Regions from separate parts of the Homo sapiens genome. Here all the other regions are linked to region 3. A link is a contact called in ENCODE Hi-C or POLR2A ChIA-PET data. All regions are on one chromosome and are shown on one strand. The core of a region is the stretch at or near the end of the contact, and the rest is flanking DNA. Distances in the headings are between cores, read along the strand shown. Region 1 overlaps PDS5A (PDS5 cohesin associated factor A). Region 2 has its middle 28 kb from the start of NSUN7. Region 3 overlaps RHOH (ras homolog family member H). Region 4 has its middle 44 kb from the start of RBM47. Region 5 has its middle 27 kb from the start of RBM47.

What was found. Hi-C counts contacts between places; a loop is a spot of excess contacts on that map. ChIA-PET counts read pairs that join two places held with the same protein, here RNA polymerase II (POLR2A). Pooled maps may share reads with other maps.
Region 1: a loop to region 3 is called in a pooled map, with 3 times the contacts of the local background. The contact joins two enhancer-like sites. A Hi-C loop is called at or near these places in 1 of 50 pooled maps. POLR2A ChIA-PET finds 5 or more read pairs at or near these places in 3 of 52 experiments (WTC11, activated CD8-positive, alpha-beta T cell and activated CD8-positive, alpha-beta memory T cell).
Region 2: a loop to region 3 is called in a map with no recorded cell type, with 10 times the contacts of the local background. The contact joins two enhancer-like sites. A Hi-C loop is called at or near these places in 3 of 37 single-sample maps with no recorded cell type and 7 of 50 pooled maps. POLR2A ChIA-PET finds 5 or more read pairs at or near these places in 2 of 52 experiments (Caco-2 and activated T-cell).
Region 4: a loop to region 3 is called in a map with no recorded cell type, with 8 times the contacts of the local background. The contact joins two enhancer-like sites. A Hi-C loop is called at or near these places in 2 of 37 single-sample maps with no recorded cell type and 9 of 50 pooled maps. POLR2A ChIA-PET finds 5 or more read pairs at or near these places in 2 of 52 experiments (activated CD4-positive, alpha-beta T cell and activated T-cell).
Region 5: a map with no recorded cell type shows a loop between it and region 3 (5-fold over the local background). The contact joins two enhancer-like sites. A Hi-C loop is called at or near these places in 2 of 37 single-sample maps with no recorded cell type and 3 of 50 pooled maps. POLR2A ChIA-PET finds 5 or more read pairs at or near these places in 1 of 52 experiments (OCI-LY7).

The regions. Positions count from the first base shown.
Region 1 is chr4:39,945,132-39,949,133 of GRCh38, forward strand. The region is part of intron 2 of PDS5A (PDS5 cohesin associated factor A); the gene reads right to left. Among named protein-coding and RNA genes, the nearest start is that of PDS5A, 31 kb to the right of the region's middle. Within about 2 kb of position 1,265, at least 6 of the 41 ENCODE cell types and tissues checked have a DNase peak (open chromatin) inside an H3K27ac peak, as active enhancers do.
Region 2 is chr4:40,720,302-40,724,167 of GRCh38, forward strand. No RefSeq gene overlaps it. Among named protein-coding and RNA genes, the nearest start is that of NSUN7, 28 kb to the right of the region's middle. Within about 2 kb of position 2,475, at least 12 of the 41 ENCODE cell types and tissues checked have a DNase peak (open chromatin) inside an H3K27ac peak, as active enhancers do.
Region 3 is chr4:40,226,131-40,230,307 of GRCh38, forward strand. All of the region lies in intron 1 of RHOH (ras homolog family member H), which reads left to right. Among named protein-coding and RNA genes, the nearest start is that of RHOH, 31 kb to the left of the region's middle. RefSeq lists an enhancer at 1,399-1,448. Within about 2 kb of position 1,306, at least 5 of the 41 ENCODE cell types and tissues checked have a DNase peak (open chromatin) inside an H3K27ac peak, as active enhancers do.
Region 4 is chr4:40,671,550-40,675,354 of GRCh38, forward strand. No RefSeq gene overlaps it. Among named protein-coding and RNA genes, the nearest start is that of RBM47, 44 kb to the left of the region's middle. RefSeq lists an enhancer at 733-1,932. Within about 2 kb of position 1,507, at least 13 of the 41 ENCODE cell types and tissues checked have a DNase peak (open chromatin) inside an H3K27ac peak, as active enhancers do.
Region 5 is chr4:40,654,589-40,658,238 of GRCh38, forward strand. No RefSeq gene overlaps it. Among named protein-coding and RNA genes, the nearest start is that of RBM47, 27 kb to the left of the region's middle. Within about 2 kb of position 1,968, at least 3 of the 41 ENCODE cell types and tissues checked have a DNase peak (open chromatin) inside an H3K27ac peak, as active enhancers do.

The DNA.
Region 1 (4,002 bases), core at 15-2,514, 280 kb before region 3:
AACAGGCCAAATAAGTTGTCCAAGGGCATAAAAATCTAAATGCAGGCGGCCGGGTGCAGTGGCTCACACCTGTAATCCCAGCACTTTGGAAGGCCAAGGTGGGCGGATCATGAGGTCAGGAGATCGAGACCATCCTGGCTAACATGGTGAAACCCCCGTCTCTACTAAAAATACAAAAAATTAGCCAGGCGTGGTGGCAGGCGCCTATAGTTCCAGCTACTAGGGAGGCTGAGGCAGGAGAATGGCATGAACCCGGGAAGTGGAGCTTGCAGTGAGCAGAGATCACGCCATTGCACTCCAGCCTGGGCGACAGAGCGAGACTGCCTCAAAAAAAAAAAAAAAAAAAAAAATTAAATGCAGGCAATGTAGCTAGTCACTCACTGCTTAGTACTCTTACCTATATGTTACATATAGTATAGTAGGAGGAATGCTTCCCCAAATGACTACTGAAATACACACATTATACTATAAAAACTGTACTGTATTAGTTATAACTACTAAGTGATTATGTTCCCAGGCAAACTCAAAAAGCCTACTTTGTCACAATTTAGTTAGATGAAGACTACAGTAGAAAATTTAGATGGGAGCATCTAGCAACTTAATAGATCTCTTAATCCATTAACTGAATGTCAAGTACTCTGGCTTTCCTTTTCCTTCATAAAGGTAAATCGTTTGCCTTATGCTTAAAATGATCAAACATTATGTAAGGTGTTTTTGCTCAAAAATAAAATAAAACACAGCAGTTTTTCTAAGGTTAAACGGATTAAGAGTTGAAAGAAAAAAAAGCAGGACAGGCGCAGTGGCTCACGCCTGTAATCCTAGCACTTTGGGAGGCCGTGGAGGGAGGGGGGGATCACTTGAGGTCAGGAGTTCGAGACCAGCCTGGCCAACAAGGCGAAACCTCGTCTCTACTAAAAACACAAAAATTAGCTGGGCATGGTGGCAGGTGTCTGTAATCCCATATACTTGGGAGGTTGAGGCAGGAGAATCGCTTGAACCCAGGAGGCAGAGGTTACAGTGAGCTGAGATCACATCACTGCACTCAAACCTGGGTGATGGAGTGAGACTTCATCTCAATAAAAAAAAAAAAAGAAAGAAAAAAAAAGGAAAGGAAAAGAGATTCAAGCAGACAAGCGTACATATGTGGGAAAAAGGCAGATGGAATTAATTATGGCAGGAGCAGTGAGAGTTTAGAGGAAAATCAACAGTAAGTATAGGGAAATTCCCCTACAGGCACGATGAGAAACGGGTGGTGGGAAAAAGCAGACAGTGGCAGAGAAGCAGAAGTGGGCATCGCCTTCCTATATCAGTTGCCAAAAATATTACCACCCAGAAGAACATGATGGCAGCTAGAGAAAGGGAAACAAAAAGCTGGTTCTTTGAAAACATCAACAAAACTGACGACTTTTCAGCTAGACTGACCAAGAAAAAAAGACCAAATTACTACATTCAGAATGAAAATAGACATGTTACTAATTACCTTACAGAAATAAAACCCATTGGCCAGGCGTGGTGGCTCATGCCTGTAATCCCAGAACTTTGGGAGGCCAAGACAAGCGGATCACTTGAGGTCAGGAGTTCGAGACCAGCCTGGGCAATATGGTGAAACCCTGTCTCTACTAAAAATACAAAAAATCAGTCAGGCGTGGCGGGCACCTGTAATCCTAGCTACTTGGGAGGCTGAGGCAGGAGAATCGCTTCAACCCAGGAGGTGTGGATTGCAGTGAGCCAAGATTGCACCACTGCACTCCAGCCTGGGCGTTGCAGCAAGACTTGTGTCTTGGGAAAAAGAGAAATAAATAAAACTGATCATAAAGGACTACTATAGGCTGGAAGTGGTGGCTCACATCTGTAAAACCAGCACTGTGAGGGGATGAGGTGAGGGGAATTACTTCAGGCCCATGAGTTCGAGATCAGCCTGGGCAACACAGGAAGACCCTATCTCTATTGAGAAAAAAAAATTAATTAAAATATGTTTTTTAAAAATCCTATTTCTATACACTTGGAATGAATAATCTGACAAAGAAATTAAACAAACATGACCAGGCATGGTGGTTCACGCCTGTAATCCCAGCAATTTGGGAGGGTGATGCTGGCGGACCACTTGAGGTCAAGAGCTCAAGACCAGCCTAGCTAACATTGTGAAACCCCATCTCTACTAAAAATACAAAAAATTAGCCTGGGATGGTGGCATGTGCCTGTACTCCCAGCTACTCAGGAGACTGAGGCAGATAACTTGAACCGGGAGGCGGAGGCTGCAGTGAGCCAAGATCATGCCACTGCACTCCAGTCTGGGTGAGAGAGAGACTGTCTGAAAGGGGGGAAAAAAAAGAGAGAGGAAACATGAAATAAACATGAGGGAGTAAACCTGCTTTCTAACAGTAGTGTCCAATCCTTTGGCTTCCCTGGGCCACACTGGAAGAAGAATTGTCTTGGACCACACATAAAGTACACTAACACTAATGATAGCTAATAACCTTAAAACAAACAAAAAAAATTGCACAATAGTCTCATAATGTTTTAAGAAAGTTTATGAATGTGTGTTGGGCCACATTCAAAGCCATCCTGGGTCACATGTGACCCACGGGCTGTGAGTTGGACCAAGCTTGTTTATAAGAACCCACTTTTTGGGTAACTAATCCAGTCCCAGAAGAGTGAGAACTCACTCTCACAAGATGGCATTATCTATTCATGAGGGACTGGCCCCATGATGGAACACCTCCCAGTAGGCCCCAATTCCCAACACTGCTGCAATGAGAACCAAACTTCAACATAAGTTTTGGTGAGGACAAACCTTATCCAAATAATGGCAATGTCCACACAAAAATTTGCACATAAGCCAGGAATGGTGGCTCACTCCCATGATCTTAGCAATTTGGAAAGACAAGGAGGGAGGATGCCTTGAGACAAGGAATGCAAGACTAGCCTGGGCAACAACTGCAAGACCCCATTTCTACTAAAGATTTAAAAATTAGCTGGGTATGGTAGCACGTACCAGTAGTCTCAGCTACTTGAAAGACTGAGGCAGCAGGATTCCTTAAGCTCAGGAGGTAGGCAACACAGCAAGATATCCCGTCTCAAAAAAAAAAAAAAAAAAAGAAAGAAAGAAAAAGAAAAGAGAAATTTGCACAAGAATGTTTATAGCAGCATTATTCACAATAGCCAAAAGGTGAATCAAACCTTTTTTTTTTTTTTTTTTTTTTTGAGATGGAGTCTTGCTCTGTCACCCAGGCTGGAGTGCAATGGTGCGACCTCGGCTCACTGCATTACTGCAACCTCCGCCTCCCGGGTTCAAGCAATTCTCTGCCTCAGCCTCCCGAGTAGCTGGGTTTATAGGCGCCTACCACCAGGCCCTGCTAATTTTTGTATTTTTAGTAGAGATGGGGTTTTACCATCTTGGCCAGGCTGGTCTTGAACTGCTGACCTCATGATCCACCTGCCTCGGCCTCCCAAAGTGCTGGGATTACACGTGTGAGCTACCACGCCTGGATTTTTTTTTTTTTTTTTTTTAAAGACCGAGTCTCACTCTGCTGCCCAGGCTGGAGTGCAGTGGTGCCATCTCAGCTCACTGCAACCTCTGCCTCCTGGCTTCAAGCAATTTTCCTGCCTCAGCCTCCTGAGTAGCTGGGATTAAAGGCATGTGCCACCATGCCCGGATAATTTTTCTATTTTTAGTTGAGATGGCATTTCACCATGTTGGCCAGGCTGGTCTTGAATTCTTGACCTCAGATTATCTGCCCACCTTGGCCTCCCAAAGTTCTGGAATTAGAGGTGTGAGCCACTGAGCCCAGCCCAACCCCATTTATTATCAACTAACAAACGGATAAACAAAATTTGGTACACCTATACACTACAGTATTATCTGGCCATAAAAGGTATAATGAAAGCCAGGCATGGTGGCTCACACCTGTAATCACAGTACTTTGGGAGACCAAGGCCAGAGATCACCTGAGCACAGGATTTTGAGACTGGGCAACATAGTGAAACCCTGTCTCTACAAAA
Region 2 (3,866 bases), core at 1,225-3,724, 500 kb after region 3:
ACATTCAGTTAGCTAATGCAGAGGAAAAGATTTTCAAGTATCAGATCATTCCAATAAATTTTAAAAGTCTGCCTATCCTTGTTTCTGCTCATTGATCTTGCGTGTCTAACAATTATTCTGAGTTCTCTCAATGATGCTGGACATCGACATCTTTCAGGCATGACATCTAAAACAAGGACAATGATGTGGTGTTTGATGGTCAGGCCAAGCTAGAACATTGTGCAAGACTGAGGGGCTTGCAGTTGGATGCCACATTCTAAAAGGGACGTTGCCAAATGGGAGGGCCAAGTTGCAAAAATGAGGCCAGGATAGTAAGGGGACTCAAAGCATGTGATACCAGGAAAACGTGACTCCTCTGCCTTCTTGCATATCACCTTCTCCCACCTTCACCTCCTTCCCTTTACAGTTTAAGTTCCATGGTCCATTACTGCAACTACTCTTTTGCAAAAAACTCTGTCATCCTTGCTGCGTTTCATTCTTCCATTACAGGTGCCAGGCAAAAAGACCGACTCCAGATCAAACCACCTATCCGTTTCTCTGCTAAGATCCCCAGGCTGCTGACTTTGCAAGAAGAAATCTTACAAATGTACACATCAATTGCACTGTAAACTAATAGTCTCCATCCTTAACTGGTTCCTCAAAACGACATGGTAGTCATTTAGTATTTTCCTAGGTGGCTCTCTCTCCTTTGCACAGTGCTTCACAGAATTCAACGTTTTCACTTTCCTCAAAATCTGACGCCTGCCTTCCTCCCCAACAGAGAAGATAATGCTATTAAGGAACTCCTTCACCTTCTCACCCTAACCAGTGGTATGAGTAAATGCCTGATAACTGGCTCTCCAGATGTCAGGGTATGGGGAAGTACTGATGTATAGTATTTACTAATTTCCATGATGTAAATATCCCCACTGTGGCTGAATTCCAGCTGTTAATGTGAGGTTAACCAATTAGCAAAATTGCTGAAAATTTAACAATTGGCTCCTGTGAGCTTGTAGGAGCTGGTTCCAGCACCCACTGCATACAACTCAGAAACTTAAATGGATCCAAGGCATCCTATCCTCCTTCCCACATCTGTTACAATAGGAGAGAGGTCTCTCCTATTCTCCTCCTATCTAAAGCAAATGATCTGCCTTCTATGGTATCTTGTTCTATCAATTAAAATCCTTTTTTCTTGTATCTTCTACTTCCCCCTAACCTCTTTTTTTTTTTTTTTTTTTTTTTTTACAGAGCCTGGCTCTGTCGCCCAGGCCGGAGTGCAGTGGCACAATCTCAGCTCACTGCAAAGTTCGCCTTCCAGGTTCAAGTGATTCTCGTGTCTCAGCCTCCCAAGTAGCTGGGATTACAGGTGCCTGCCACCATGCCCGGCTAATTTTTGTATTTTTAGTAGAGACGGGTTTTCACCATGTTGGCCAAGCTGGTCTCGAACTCCTGACCTCAAGTGATCCGCTCGCCTCGGCCTCCTGAAGTGCTGGGATTACAGGTGTGACTCACCATGCCTGGCCCTGAACCTCCCCCTTTTTTACTGACTGACTTCTTTTTCTCATTTAAACTTAGTTAACCCTGTCCCACCTTTTCTATTTGTTTGTTTTAAGAACCAACTCTATTTGACTCCACATTTCCCTCTGGTTATGTCACAGATCTACTTCATAAAAGAATGGTTTCCACTGCCTGACTTACTCATCTGCTTACTGAAATCTGGGTTTCCACTGAAATCTCCTAAGTTACTAACAACTTCCTTGTTACTAAATTCAATAGCAAATTTCAGTCCTTGCTCTACTGACCTCTCTTTAGCAGCTGACACATTTGACCACTTCTTTCCTTGGCCTCTGTGACTCGATGATCCTACGATTCTCCTCATTCCTCTTGGCCTCACCTCTGTTTCCTTTTCTGGCTCCTCCCTTCTGTCTTTCTCTGACTTGTTAGTGTTTCCCCATGGTTCTACCAAAAGATAAGAGATCCCTTCTCTTTTCATTCTACTTTCCCTGGATCTGATCTCCTCCCATGGCTACAATTACCATCCCCAGGTGGATGACTAGTGATGGTTCCAGGCCAAGTCTTTGCATCTAGTAGGCATATTTGTTTGAATATCTTTGGAAGTATCATGATCGTAACATTTCTAAACTGAAAGCTCCCCAAATCGCCTCCCTTTCTGTGCTCCTGGAACAGTGAAGGGCCCCAAGTTGCCCATGCCAGAACCTTGATTCCTTTTCTCTGATACCTCATTCCAATTAATCACTAAGTCCTGCTGATTCAACTTCACATCTCTTACTCCTGTCTACCTCTCATCATCCTCAGGGTTACCACCCTGGTTCAGGCACACTACCTCTCACCAAGGTTATCCTTCCTGGTCTCCTAACCGGTCTTTCCACTTCCAGCCTTGCCTCACCCCAATCCATCCTACATTCTGCAGTGATGTCTCAAAAACGCAAATGTGATCATGTCATTTGCCTCTTCAACAGCTTCTGATGGTTCCCCTTTGTTTTGTCACATGAGTGGTCTGACCCTCATCTGCCTCTTCCTGCTCCCCACCGCATTTCCACTGATCTAAACTTTTTTCAGTTCCCTAAGCATACCATGTGCTGTTTCATCTGTGGGCCTTTAACTATACTGTTTACTTTGCCAAGAACACCATAATTTACTTCCTGGTGAATAGAGACAGGAAGTAAATTATATTCATAATCTCTCTTACCGTAACTTACTGCTTCTTAGACATTACTTACTGCTTCTTAGAAATTACTTCCTGCATAAGTGCCGCTGACCCAGCCCCCTCCACCTCCTGCAATGTTTGTTTAACTTGTCTGTCTCCCTGATAAACACTAACCTCCATAAGGACTGGGACCTTGTCTATTCTCTTCACCCCTGTATCCCCATTGATTTAAATCAATAACTCCATCCTCATTCTACCCCCTGCAGCCCCTGGCAATCAATCACCAATTTACTGTCTCTATGGAATTCAACCTCCCTCAGCAAGTTGCCAGTGGGAAATACTGAGCCTAGACCTACTATTAACTTTTAAAATAAGAATATTGAGTTAGTAATTAAGTGCCAATTATTAAACTTTTTTGTGCCTTATTTCCTTAACTTTGAAAGGATGCCTACTCATTCAAGGGCCCAAGCCAGATGACCTGCAGGGGTTTTTTTTGGTTTTGTTTTTTTTCTTTTTTGAGATTGTGTTTCGCTCTTGTTGCCCAGAGTGCAATGGTGTGATCTCGGCTCACCGCAAACTCTGCCTCCTGGGTTCAAATGATTCTCCTGCCTCAGCCTCCAGAGTAGCTGGAATTACAGGCACATGCCACCACGCTCGGCTGATTTTGTATTTTTAGTAGAGACAGGGTTTTTCCATGTTGGTCAGGCTGGTCTCGAACTCCTAACCTCAGATGATCCACCTGCCTCGGCCTCCCAAAGTGCTGGGATTACAGGCATGAGCCGCCGAACCCAGCCTGACCTGTAGTTTTAATTGCTTGACAGTCATATAAAACTTTGCCTTATTCAGCTTCTCATTTATGGTTCTGGTCAATTCATAGAATTTCCACTTACAGGAATGTCAGTTTCTGTGGCAGGAAGCAAAACCTCTCAGTATGCTCTGAGGAACCTTCCATGACTGCCATGACCAGTTCCTCAAGTCCCTGCCTTCCAGCCTACACTCTTCCCTATTCTCTAAATATGAGTTTCTTCCACTCTGATTTCAAGGAACTTGGATTATGGCAAGTCAACTTTTGAGACAGGGTCTCACTCTGTCACTCAGTCTGGAGTGCAGTGGCACAATCTTGGCTCACTGCGATCTCCAGTTCCAGGACTCAAGCCAGCCTTCCACTTCAGCCTCCTGAATAGCTGGGACCACAGGCACGCACCACCGGACCCAGCTA
Region 3 (4,177 bases), core at 56-2,555:
AAAAAAAATCCTGCAAACGATGCATGATTAATTCACATTTTGCAGTTGTAGTTATGTGACTTGCCCAAGGTTATACTGCTGCTCAGCAAGGGAGATGAAAATCTAACCGTGACTGTCTGGGTGCGGTGGCTCATGCCTGTAGTCCCAGCACTTTGGGAGGCTGAGGCGGGCGGATCACCTGAGGTCGGGAGTTCAAGACTAGCCTGACCAACATGGAGAAACCCCATCTCTACTAAAAATACAAAATTAGCTGGGTGTGGTGGCGCATGCCTGTTATTCCAGCTACTTGGGAGGCTGAGGCAGGAGAATCGCATGAACCCAGGAGGTGGAGTTTGTGGTGAGCCGAGATCACGCCATTGCACTCCAGCCTGGGTAACAAGAGTGAAACTCCATCTCAAAAAAAAAAAAAAAAAAAGAAAAAGAAAAAAATATCTAACCGTGACTGTCAACTCCACAACATGGGCCCTTTGCAAACAATTGCATATCGGCAGCCTTACACACTGAAACTAAAACTAAATCACCTCACTCCTTCCAGTGCTCTGGGCTGCATATCCAGAACAAATTATTAAATGCCTTGACTTCTTTTATAGCTTAAGCAATCTGCAAGTTAAGGGGTTATCCTACTTCTAGAGAATGCTGGAAAGCTTAATGATTTCTCCTAAAAAGAGATGATCCATCTCGAAGGAAGTGGATGAGAAAGGGAACAGGTGTTTAAAAAGTATTTTTATATTAAAACTGGGAGCTGTGGCTGGGTGTGGTGGCTCACGCCTGTAATCTCAGCACTTTGGGAGGCCAAGGCAGGTGGATCACTTGAGGTCAGGAGTTCGAGACCAGCCTGGCCAACATGGCGAAATCCCGTTTCTACTAAAAATACAAAAATTATCCGGGTGTGGTGGTGCATGCCTGTAATTCCAGCTACTCGGGAGGCTGAGACACGAGAATCACTTGAACCTGAGAGGTGGAGGTTGCAGTGAGCCGATCTCGCCACTGCACTCCAGCCTGGGTGACAGTGAGACTCTGAAAACAAGCAAACAAAAAACAAAAACAAAAACAAACAAAAAACATTGACAGCTACCTTTTGAGTAAAAAGCCATCAGTACACAATAAAATCTTTCTGTGGGAAAAAGGCAAAGAAATAAAGGTTGCTACTGTGTGAATAATTTGGCATGTCTATCTAGCTATATGAGCATTGTGCTTAAAATATTAAGGAAATTAAGTATGGGCTATACAATGTAGGCATAATGTGTATCTGAAAAAATCCTGTGTAGATGGAAAGTGTGCTGACTCAGCTGGTTCAGTTTCTGGGCCTCGTGTGGGCCCCCAGCAGCTTAACCACTTCTCTCAAGTCCTTGGTTTCCTCATGGGAGAAATGAGTATGTTGAATTAGATGACCTTTCAGGCATCTCATCATGCTGAGTTTTTTTTCCGCAGCAGGGAACATGCTACTTTACATTCTGTTTAGGGTTTGCTCAGTGAAGGGGGAGTACCAGGAATCTGGGGAATTCCCAGAATACCTGGGCACTATATATATATATATATTTGCAACACATTTAATCATAAAAGATTAATATCCTTAATCTCTAAAAGGATTTTAAAAGTCATTAAGAAACAATGACCGTCTTGCTGGAAAAGTAGGTAAAACTGATGACTTACAAAAGAAAAAATATATGTTGTCAAGAAACAGATGAGAAAATTTTAATCTTCACCAGTTGTAAATGAAATGCAAATGAAAACAAGTCAAACTTGCAAATATTATACCCAGTGAGAGTTGATAGAGAGATGCAGTGATAGGCCCATACATGGAATATAAATTGGTTCAATTTTTTATCTCTTCTGTTCCAGCAGTTGCTCTCATATCTATTTATCCTAAAGAAATAATCATATATTTATATTAAAAATATTCACTCAATGTTGCTATAGTGAAAATAAGGAATTATTAAACTATCCAACAGTAGGCAATTGGTTAAATAAATGATGCTATATTTACATAATGAAATTTTATGCAGCCATTTTCTATGTCAAGAATCTTGACATAGAATGTTAAATTAAGACCTAAATGTTAAATTAAGAAAAACAAGATGCCAAACTGCATATAAAGTATGGTATTCTTAGTTTTGGAAAAAAATGATGCACTGAATAAAAAACCCCAGAAAAATGTATGCTAATATTTTACAGCTTTTGGTTCTAGGTGGTAACTGATTTTTATCTTCTTTGGATCAGTGTTTTCGAAATGTTCTATAATGTGTATGTACTACTTTTATAATCAGAAAATAGGATATATAGAAATGGTCTGGAAAAAATGAGGAGAGAAGTTACAATAGGGAGGTCATCTTCAATCTGTTTGGACCAGCAAGTAAAAGCAGGAAATGCTGTCCACCACCAATGGCTTAAATATGTGTGTTGGATGGTGGTGGTGGTTGGTGGTTCTGGGGTTGGGGATGGGGGGAACCTTGAGATGTGATGGTTTTCTTAGTCAGAGATGGTGCTTTACAGCTGGGAAGTATCTTGAACTTGGTGGAGGTCTATCCAGACATCAGGCAGATTTCATATTTTCACAGACAAAGGCTACGTTTACGTCTAAGGGGAAAACACAAAATACTAAGATAGAAACCTCCAAAGCCCCCTCACCTTTTCAGACAACAAGAACCCCCAGGGCAGAGGGTCTTCCTCACTCTCAGAGTTACTTTGACTTCTCATCTGGTTTCGTGTGGGTAATGCATTTTCACTCTTGAGTTTCTTTTCTTTTTAAGGTATTTTCATTATGACGTTTGTTCTTTTGCAAAGAGCTAATTCTGCAGAATTCTACCCAGGGAGGGCCGAGGGAAGTTAGTGAAGGTAACGATACCAGTTAGAAAGTTGAGTTTGGGTCATCTCAGGGGCCTCCTTTGGCCTCCTTTGGCTTATGTTCTAGAGATGGCCCTTACTTCCCAGGAATAGATAGTGATGTCTTACTGAGTTGCAGGTAGAGTCTGTATTGAAGCGCAAGATTTTCTTCCCTGACTTGTCTGGGAATCCTTACCCAGGACTGTGGCTTTCCTCTTCCATATCCCTCCACCAGGAGGCAGGCTCTAAGCCTCTGTGCTGTCATCCTTTTGCCACTTCCATGAACATGCCTTCAAATACTTGAAAAAGTCACTATAGCGTAAAGTATACTTTTCTCTTTTGGTGATGCTTTTCTGCATTTTCTCTATAACCAGAGAGTAAGAATAAAACTACAGCTTGGGACCTGGCGCGGTGGCTCACACCTGTAATCCCAACACTTTGGAAGGCTGAGGAGGGTGGATCACCTGAGGTCGGGAGTTTGAGACCAGCCTGACCAACATGGAGAAACCCCGTCTCTACTAAAAGTACAAAATTAGCTGGCATGGTGGCACATGCCTGTAGTCTGAGCTACTCGGGAGGCTGAGGCAGGAGAATCGCTTGAACCTTGGGGGTGGAGGTTGCAGTGAGTTGAGATCTTGCCATTGCACTCCAGCCTGGGCAACAAGAGTGAAACGCCATCTCAAAAAAAAAAAAAAAAAGAAAGAAAGAAAACAAAAGCCCCCACGCTTTAAAACTTTTAACACGAAAAGTTTTGAAGCTACACCAAAGAGGAGAGAATAGGCTAATATACCCCTGTATACCCACCACTCAACCTCAATAGTTCTTAACACTTTTCCAATCTTACTTTATCCATTGTTTTTGCTTGTTTTCTGGAATAATATAAAATAAATCCCTGACATCTTATTGATTTTCCTCATCAATACATCAACATCTCTATCAGATAAGGGCCTTAAAATACAATTGACAAATTGATTGATAAATAAGGACCTGACAATACAGTTATCACCTAACAAAATTAGCAATAGTTCTTAAATGTCATCTAATACCCAGGCCATATTCATATTTATTTGAATATCTAAAAGAATATAAAAAGGACTTCTTTTTTTTTTGAGACGGAGTCTCACTCTGCCATCCAGGCTGGAGTGCAGTGGCACGATCCCCCCTCACTGCGACCTCTGCCTCCTAAGTTCAAGCGATTCTCCTGCTACAGCCTCCTGAGTAGCTGGGATTATTAACCACCATGACGGGCTAATTTTTGTATTTTTAGTAGAAACGGGGTTTCGCCATGTTGGCCAGGCTGGTCTAGAATTCCTGACCTCAAGTGATCCACCTGCCTTGGCCTCCCAGAGTGTGT
Region 4 (3,805 bases), core at 257-2,756, 450 kb after region 3:
CTCAGCCTCACAAGTAGCTGAGATTACAGGCGTGTGCCACAATGCCTGGCTAATTTTGTATTTTTAGTAGAGATGGAGTTTCTCCATGTTGGTCAGGCTGATCTTGAACTCCCGACCTCAGATGATCTGCCCACCTCAGTCTCCCAAAGTGCTGGGATTACAGGCTTGAGCCACTGCACCCGGCCTTGTCTCCAGGTTTTAATCTTCTGTATTCTAGATTTTGTACAACCATGGAATTAAGTATCTTTCCCATATTAGACCCATTAGCAAATACCCCTGAGAGAGAGAGAGAGATTAGGTGCAGAAATAGCTCAGGAATGCCAAATCATTTAACAGATGCAGTGCTTTTGTTCTTGATTCATTAATTCATTCAACAAATATTTGATTCCCTACTATGTGCTGTAAATTATTGTGGATACTGGGAATACAGCAATGAATAAAACAAAACCTCATGCGGGAGAAAGGCAATGACAAACAAATAAACATATTTGTACATCTGAGGCATATCAGGTAGCCAAAGTGCTATGAAGAAGAATAAAGCAGGGGCCGGCGCGGTGGCTCACGCCTGTAATCTCAGCACTTTGGGAGGCCAAGGTGGGTGAATCACCTGAGGTCACGAGTTCGAGACCAGCCTGGCCAACATGGTGAAACCCTATCTCTACTAAAAATACAAAAATTAGCCAGGCATGGTGGCACGTACCTGTAGTCCCAGCAACTTGGGAGGCTGAGACGCGAGAATCGCTCGAACCTGGGAGGTGAAGGTTGCAGTGAGCCGAGATCGTGCCACTGCACCCCAGCCCGGGAGACAGGGCAAGACCCCCTCTTCAAAAAAAAAAAAAAAAAAAGAATAAAGCAGGATAAGGAGACAGTGACGGGCAGGGAACAGCGCTGCTTTAAATAAGTTGGTCAGGGAAAGACACTCCAGTCAGATGCCACTTGAGCAGAGATCTGAGTGAATTAACGACATGAACTAGAGAAAGAATATTCCACGCCAAAGAGAACAGAGGCACAGTGGCCCAAGGCAGGCAGGAGTTTAGCATAACTCAAGGGAGGGTCCAGAGGTCCTGCGGCTGGAGTGGAGTGAGCCGGAAAGAGGAAGGAAAGGTCACATGAAGAGCTGGGGCCAGGTCCTGATGGTAAGTGCTCTTTGGAACTCCTCCTTTTAAAACTGGCGTGTCTTCAGGAAGCTGAATATCTACAAAGCTAGGCCTCGGAGAGAAGGCTTTTCCTGAGTATGTTTGTGTGAGTGATTCCGTGTGTTAACAAAGCGCCCCAGGATTTGCCTTTTCTTCCCCTGTTTCTTGCTGTTAGAATGTTAATCTGGCTAAATCCATTCAGCTTCACTCGTTTGGAAATCAGTCATCTAATGCTTGTAGCGAAAAAAGGAGACAAGCTAATACATCTCAACAGAGCAGATACGTGGGAGCCACTCCCACAGATCAAGATCCTTGCAGAAACCCAAGCCATTGTTCAGCCAATAGTAAATAAGAATCCGAGTCATTCTAAAACTGAGTAGAAAGCTGAGTCATCCTTCCCTCTATCAAGAGCTTTATTCCTTTTGCATCCTGTGGATCTTGGTTGGTTAACACATTACTGAATGGTGACGTGGGTAGGTCTGTCTGCCTGCATCAAATCCTGCCCTAACCACATTCTCAAGATAGTTTTCACCACATTTACTAAACTTCCTTGAACCTCAGTTTCCTCCTCTGCAGGAGGAGGGTATGAATGCTTTATTAGTTTTCTACTGCTGTGTAATAAATTAGCACAGATCTAGAGGGTAAGAGCTACTCCCACTCATCATTTCACAGTGCTGTAGGCCAGAGGCCCCAGATGGCGTAACCAGGTTTTCTGCTAAGAGCCTTGAAACGCTGAAATCAAGATGTTGGTTGTCCGTGTCCTCACCTAGAGCTCAGGGTCTTCCTCCAAGCTCATCCCTGTTGTCAGCAGAATGTAGGTTCCTGCAGTTGTGGGACCGAGGCCTTGTTTCCTCACTGGCTGTCAGCAGAGGCCATTTCTCAGCTCCTTAAGCCTGCCCCCTTCCTCCACAGTGACCCTCTATTCCAAAGCAGCAACTACACACCTAACCCTTCTGACACTTGGAAAACATCTGACTTCTGCTCTCAGCCAGAGAAAGCTCTCTGCTTTTATTCTTTTTTTTATCTACTTATTTATTTTGTAGAGTGGGGATCTCGCTATGTTGCCCAGGCTGATTTTAAACTCCTGGGCTCAAGTGATCCTCTTGCCTTGACCTCCCAAAGTGCTGGGATTACAGGCATGGGCCACCATGCCTGCCGCTTTCTGCTTTAGCAGCTCATGTTCACCCAGATAATCACTCTTTCTTAAGGTCAACTGTGCCATACAACATAATATAATCATCAGAGTGAAATCTCATCATATTCACAGGTTCCAGAGATAAAGGACATCTTTAGGGTCCATTTTAGACATTCTGCCTACAACAAATGCCTTCCTTGCAGAACTCTTTTGAAAATTAGAGATGATGTATGTGTGTAAAATAGTTGCCAGCTGCTAATAGCTGCTATTACTATAAGAGCCTCTTTGATGCAGGGAGCAACTAAGTAACTGAGCTACTCAGTGAATCAAGTATAAGACCAGACTCCGGTGCCAGGGCTGTGGCTCATGCCTATAATCCCAACACTTTGGGAGGCCGAGGCAGGCGGATCACCTGAGGTCGGGAGTTCAAGACCAGCCTGACCAACATGGAGAAACCCTGTCTCTACTAAAAATACAAAATTAGCCAGGCGTGGTGGCGTGTGCCTGTAATCCCAGTTACTCAGGAGGTTGAGGCAAGAGAATAGCTTGAACTGGGAAGGCGGAAGTTGCAGTGAGCGGAGATCACGCCACTGCACTCCAGGCTGGGTGACAGAGCGAGACTCCGTCTCAAAAAAAAAAAAAAGATCAGACTCCAAACAGTCTATGGTAAACACCTATCATTACCTTTCTTATATGTATGAATATTAAAACAGCATTTCACGCATAACAAGTACACTGTTTTTATTGGAGCATTTATTAATGAGTTGATTTGGAAGTTCACCTTAGACAAAGATTGAGTTCCTCCCCTTTTCTCTGAATACATTATTTCTCTCTTTTATCAAATCATTTTGGCAAAGCTGCTGCTTCTTCTTCCTTCTCATGTACTTTGGTGGAGTTCCTTAACACAGGACTCTGCATTTGGCTTTTATAGCACAAGTATTGCTATGATCTGAATTTGGTGATCCTCCAAAATCCATACTGAAATCTCTTTTTCTTTTTTTTTTTTTTTTTTTTGAGATGGAGTCTCACTCTGTTACCCAGGCTGGAGGGCAGTGGCACAATCTCAGCTCACTGAAACCTGCACCACCCGGGTTCAAGGGATTCTTGTGCCTCAGCCTCCCAAGTAGCTGGAACTACAGGCACGAGCTACCATGCCTAGCTAATTTTTTTTTTTTCCAGAGACGAGTCTTACTCTGTCACCCAGGCTGGAGTGGAGTGCAGTGGCACGATCTCGGCTCACTGCAACACCTCCACCTACTGGGTTCAAGTGATTCTCCCGCCTCAGTCTCCCCAGTAGCTGAGACTACAGGCACCCTCCACCATGCCTAGCTAATTTTTGTATTTTTAGTAGAGACGAGGTTTTGTCGTGTTGATCAGGCTGGCCTCAAACTCCTGACCTCAGGTGATCCGCAAACCTCGGCCTCCCAAAGGGCTGGGATTACAGGCATGAGCCACCACACCCAGCCAAAACTTTAAGGACTAAGAGCTAGACCATAATGTGTCAGAAGACTCTTTTCCCCTCTGCCATGGCAAC
Region 5 (3,650 bases), core at 718-3,217, 430 kb after region 3:
AAGAAGAAAGATTATGAAGTAAACAGAAATAAGGGAAACAGCATGTAAAATTTTTAAAAAACAAGTATCTTTTTAATAAGTTAGATAACAAAACTAGGTACTTTTACTTTTTTTTTTTTGAGATGGAGTCTTGCTCTGTTGCCCAGGCTGGAGTGCAGTGGCGCGATCTCGGCTCACTGCAAGCTCTGCCTCCCCTGGAGATTTTACTTCACGCCATTCTCCTGCCTCAGCTTCCCGAGTAGCTGGGACTACTACAGGCACCTGCCATGACGCCCTGCTAATTTTTTCGTATTTTTAGTAGAGACAGAGTTTCACCATGTTAGCCAGGATGGTCTCGATCTCCTGACCTCGTGATCCACCTGCCTCAGCCTCCCAAAGTGCTGGGATTACAGGCGTGAGCCACTGCGCCTGGCTGAAAACTAGGTACTTGTATTGCACTAAAAGAGTTATTTTGGGTGGCAAGGGCACCCAAAAGAACAGTGGAGGCTGGACACGGTAGCTCACCCTTGTAATCCTAGCACTTTGGGAGGCTGAGGCAGGCGGATCACTTGAGGTCAGGAGTTCAAGACCAGCCTGACCAACAGGAAGAAGCCCCATCTCTACTAAAAATATAAAATTAGCCAGACATGGTGGCACATGTCTGTAATCCCAGCTACTCGGGAGGCTGAGGCAGGAGAATTGCTTGAACCCGGGAGGCAGAGGTTGCAGTGAGCCAAGATCACGCCATTGCACTCCAACCTGGACAACAAGAGCAAAACTCCATCTCAAAAAAAAAAAAAAAAAAAAAAAAAACAGTGGAAAGGCTTGGGTAGAATTTTTTTTTTTTTTTTTTGAGACAAGGTCTCCCCGTCTGTCTGTCGCCCAGGCTGGAGTGCAGTGGTGCGATCTCAGCTCACTGCAACCTCTGCTCCCTGGGTTCAAGGGATTCTCCTATCTTACCCTCCCAAGTAACTGGGACCATAGGTGCGTGCCACCACACCCAGCTAATTTTTTGTATTTTTGGTAGAGACAGGGTTTTGCCATATCATCCAGGCTGGTCTTGAGCTCCAGACCTCTATCTGCCCGCCTCAGCCTCCAATGTGCTGGGATTACAGGCCTGAGCCACTGCATGATAACCATTATTGTTGCATTAATAATGAATATTGTATAGAACACTTGTATATTGTCATTCGCAGAGTATCTTTTTAAATTTGCTTTATTTGGGCCTGGCCGGTAATTTTTTTTATAGATAAAGATGGGTTCTCACTGTTGCCCAGGCTGGCCTCTAACTCCTGGCCTCAAGAGATCCTCACACTTTGGCATCACAAAGTGCAGGGATTACAGACATGAGTCAGTGTGCTCGGCCCAAAAAAGGCAAATATAAAAGGATACTCTGCAAATGACAATATGCAAGTGTTCTATACGATATTCATTATTAATGCAACAATAATGGTTATCATGCAGTAATAACAACTGTAATGGAAAAAGTTTTAAATGCTCATCATCAAAGTGAATATCTAAACAGGAACTATAAATCATTGTATCGAATGTCTAATCAAACAGGGTTTGGAGGATGATCCCTGGCTAACCAGACATTGGGAGCTTCCGGCATCAGTTTTCATCATTGAATGTCTAAGTTTCTGGGCTCAGAAAAAAGTTTGCATCATCAAAAATGTGGATATGTGAGAAACAGTGCAGAGAAGGTATAGAACATTGTGAAACCTCTTTCTCTGAACAGTTTTAACATCGAAAGTGCCATCTGGCCACAAGGATCAGAAAATAACCAGATTACTAGCTGCCAGATTTTACTTCTGCAAAAAAATAAATCAAAAGACTCAGTAATCTATCAGTGCAGGAATTCTGGGTTGTGATCAGAATAAAATAGGTGGCAAAATGTTCCTATGAGTATCAAGGCCAGCAAAGAATCTCTTTGGCCTTTTAGAACTGGATCACGTTAACTTGAAACTGAGTCTCCGTGCAAAGGGATGGGGCATAGCTCCTTCAAAAGAGGATGTGGGTAATCAGACCACTCAAACAGGTGGCACAGTCAGTGTGGGAGTCTTGGTCCCACTGAGGTATCAATACTCATCTGGGGAGCCCTCCTCCTGCCCTGCTAATTACGTTAATCTCTTAAATTCCCTTAAAAAGTCATGGCACTTTTCAGGCTGGGCATGGTGGCTCACGCCTGTAATGCCAGCATTTTGGGAGGCCGAGGCTGGTGGGTCGCTTGAGCTCAGGAGTTCAGTCAAGAATGGCTCCGGCAACATGGTGAAACCCCATCTCTACGAAAACATTGAAAATTAGCCGGGCATGATAGCGTGTGCCTATTTTCCCAGCTACTCCGGAGGCTCAGGTGGGAGAATCATCTGAGCACAGGAAGTTCGAGGCTTCAGTGAGCTGTGATTGTGCCACTGCACTCCAGCCTGGGTGACAGAGCGAGACCCTGTCTTAAAAAAAAAAAAAAAAAAAAGTCCTAGCACTTTTCAAACATGTTAGGGACTTTAGAACTTATCTGGCCAAATGCTTCCATTTCACAGGTGAGGAAAACAAAGTCTCAGAGAACTACTCTGAAGGCCAGAGAACTCATCAGTGGCTCAAGCAAAACATGAATCTCCCGCTTTCCATAACAGTTTTCTCTTCACAGTGCTGCTGCCTTCCCCATCCTTCCACCTTTAGTGCTCCCACAATCTTTTTTTTTTTTTAGGCAGAGTCTCACTCTGTCACCCAGACTGGAGTACACTAGTGCAATCTCGGCTTACTGCAGCCTCCACCTCCCAGGGTTCAAGCAATTCTCCTGTTTCAGCCTCCCGAGTAACTGGGATTACAGGCGCCTGCCACCATGTCTGGCTAATTTTTGTATTTTTAGTAGAGACGGGGTTTCACAATGTTGGTCAGGCTGGTAATTTTTGTATTTTTAGTAGAGATGGGGTTTCACCATGTTGGCCAGGGTGATAATTTTTGCGTTTTTAGTAGAGATGGGGTTTCGCCATGTTGGCCAGGCTGGTAATTTTTGTATTTTTAGTAGAGACTGGGTTTCACCATGTTGGCCAGGCTGGTCTTGAACTCCAGGCCTCGAGTAATCCACCCACCTTGGCCTCCCAAAGTGTTGGGATTAGAGGCATGAGCCACCGTGCTCAGGCTTCCCACAATAATTTTTACTTTGACACATACAGACTTCAATATCACATTCGTATGCACCAAGCTATATGGGAGAATATCTGTAAAGATTCATGAGTTGTTATGTATAGAGTGCTTAAATTGTGGACATAGAAAATAATATTTCTATCCAGATGCAGTGGCTCACGCCTGTAATCCCAGCACTTTGGGAGGCTGAGGCGGGCAGATCACCAGAGGTCAGGAGTTCGAGACCAACCTGGCCAACATGGTGAAACCCCATCTCTATTAAAAATATAAAAAATTGGCCAGGCATGGTAGCGGGCACCTATAATCCCAGCTACTCAGGAGGGCGAGGCAAAAGAATCGCTTGAACCCAGGAAGTGGAGGTTGCAGTGAGCCGAGATCGCACCATTGCACTCCAGCGTGGGCAATAGAGAGAGACTCCATTTCAAAAAAAAAAAAAAATCACTAGGCCAGGTGCGGTGGTTCATGCCCTGTAACCCCAGCAATTTGGGAGGCTGAGGCAGGAGGATTGTTTGTGGCCAGGAGTTTGA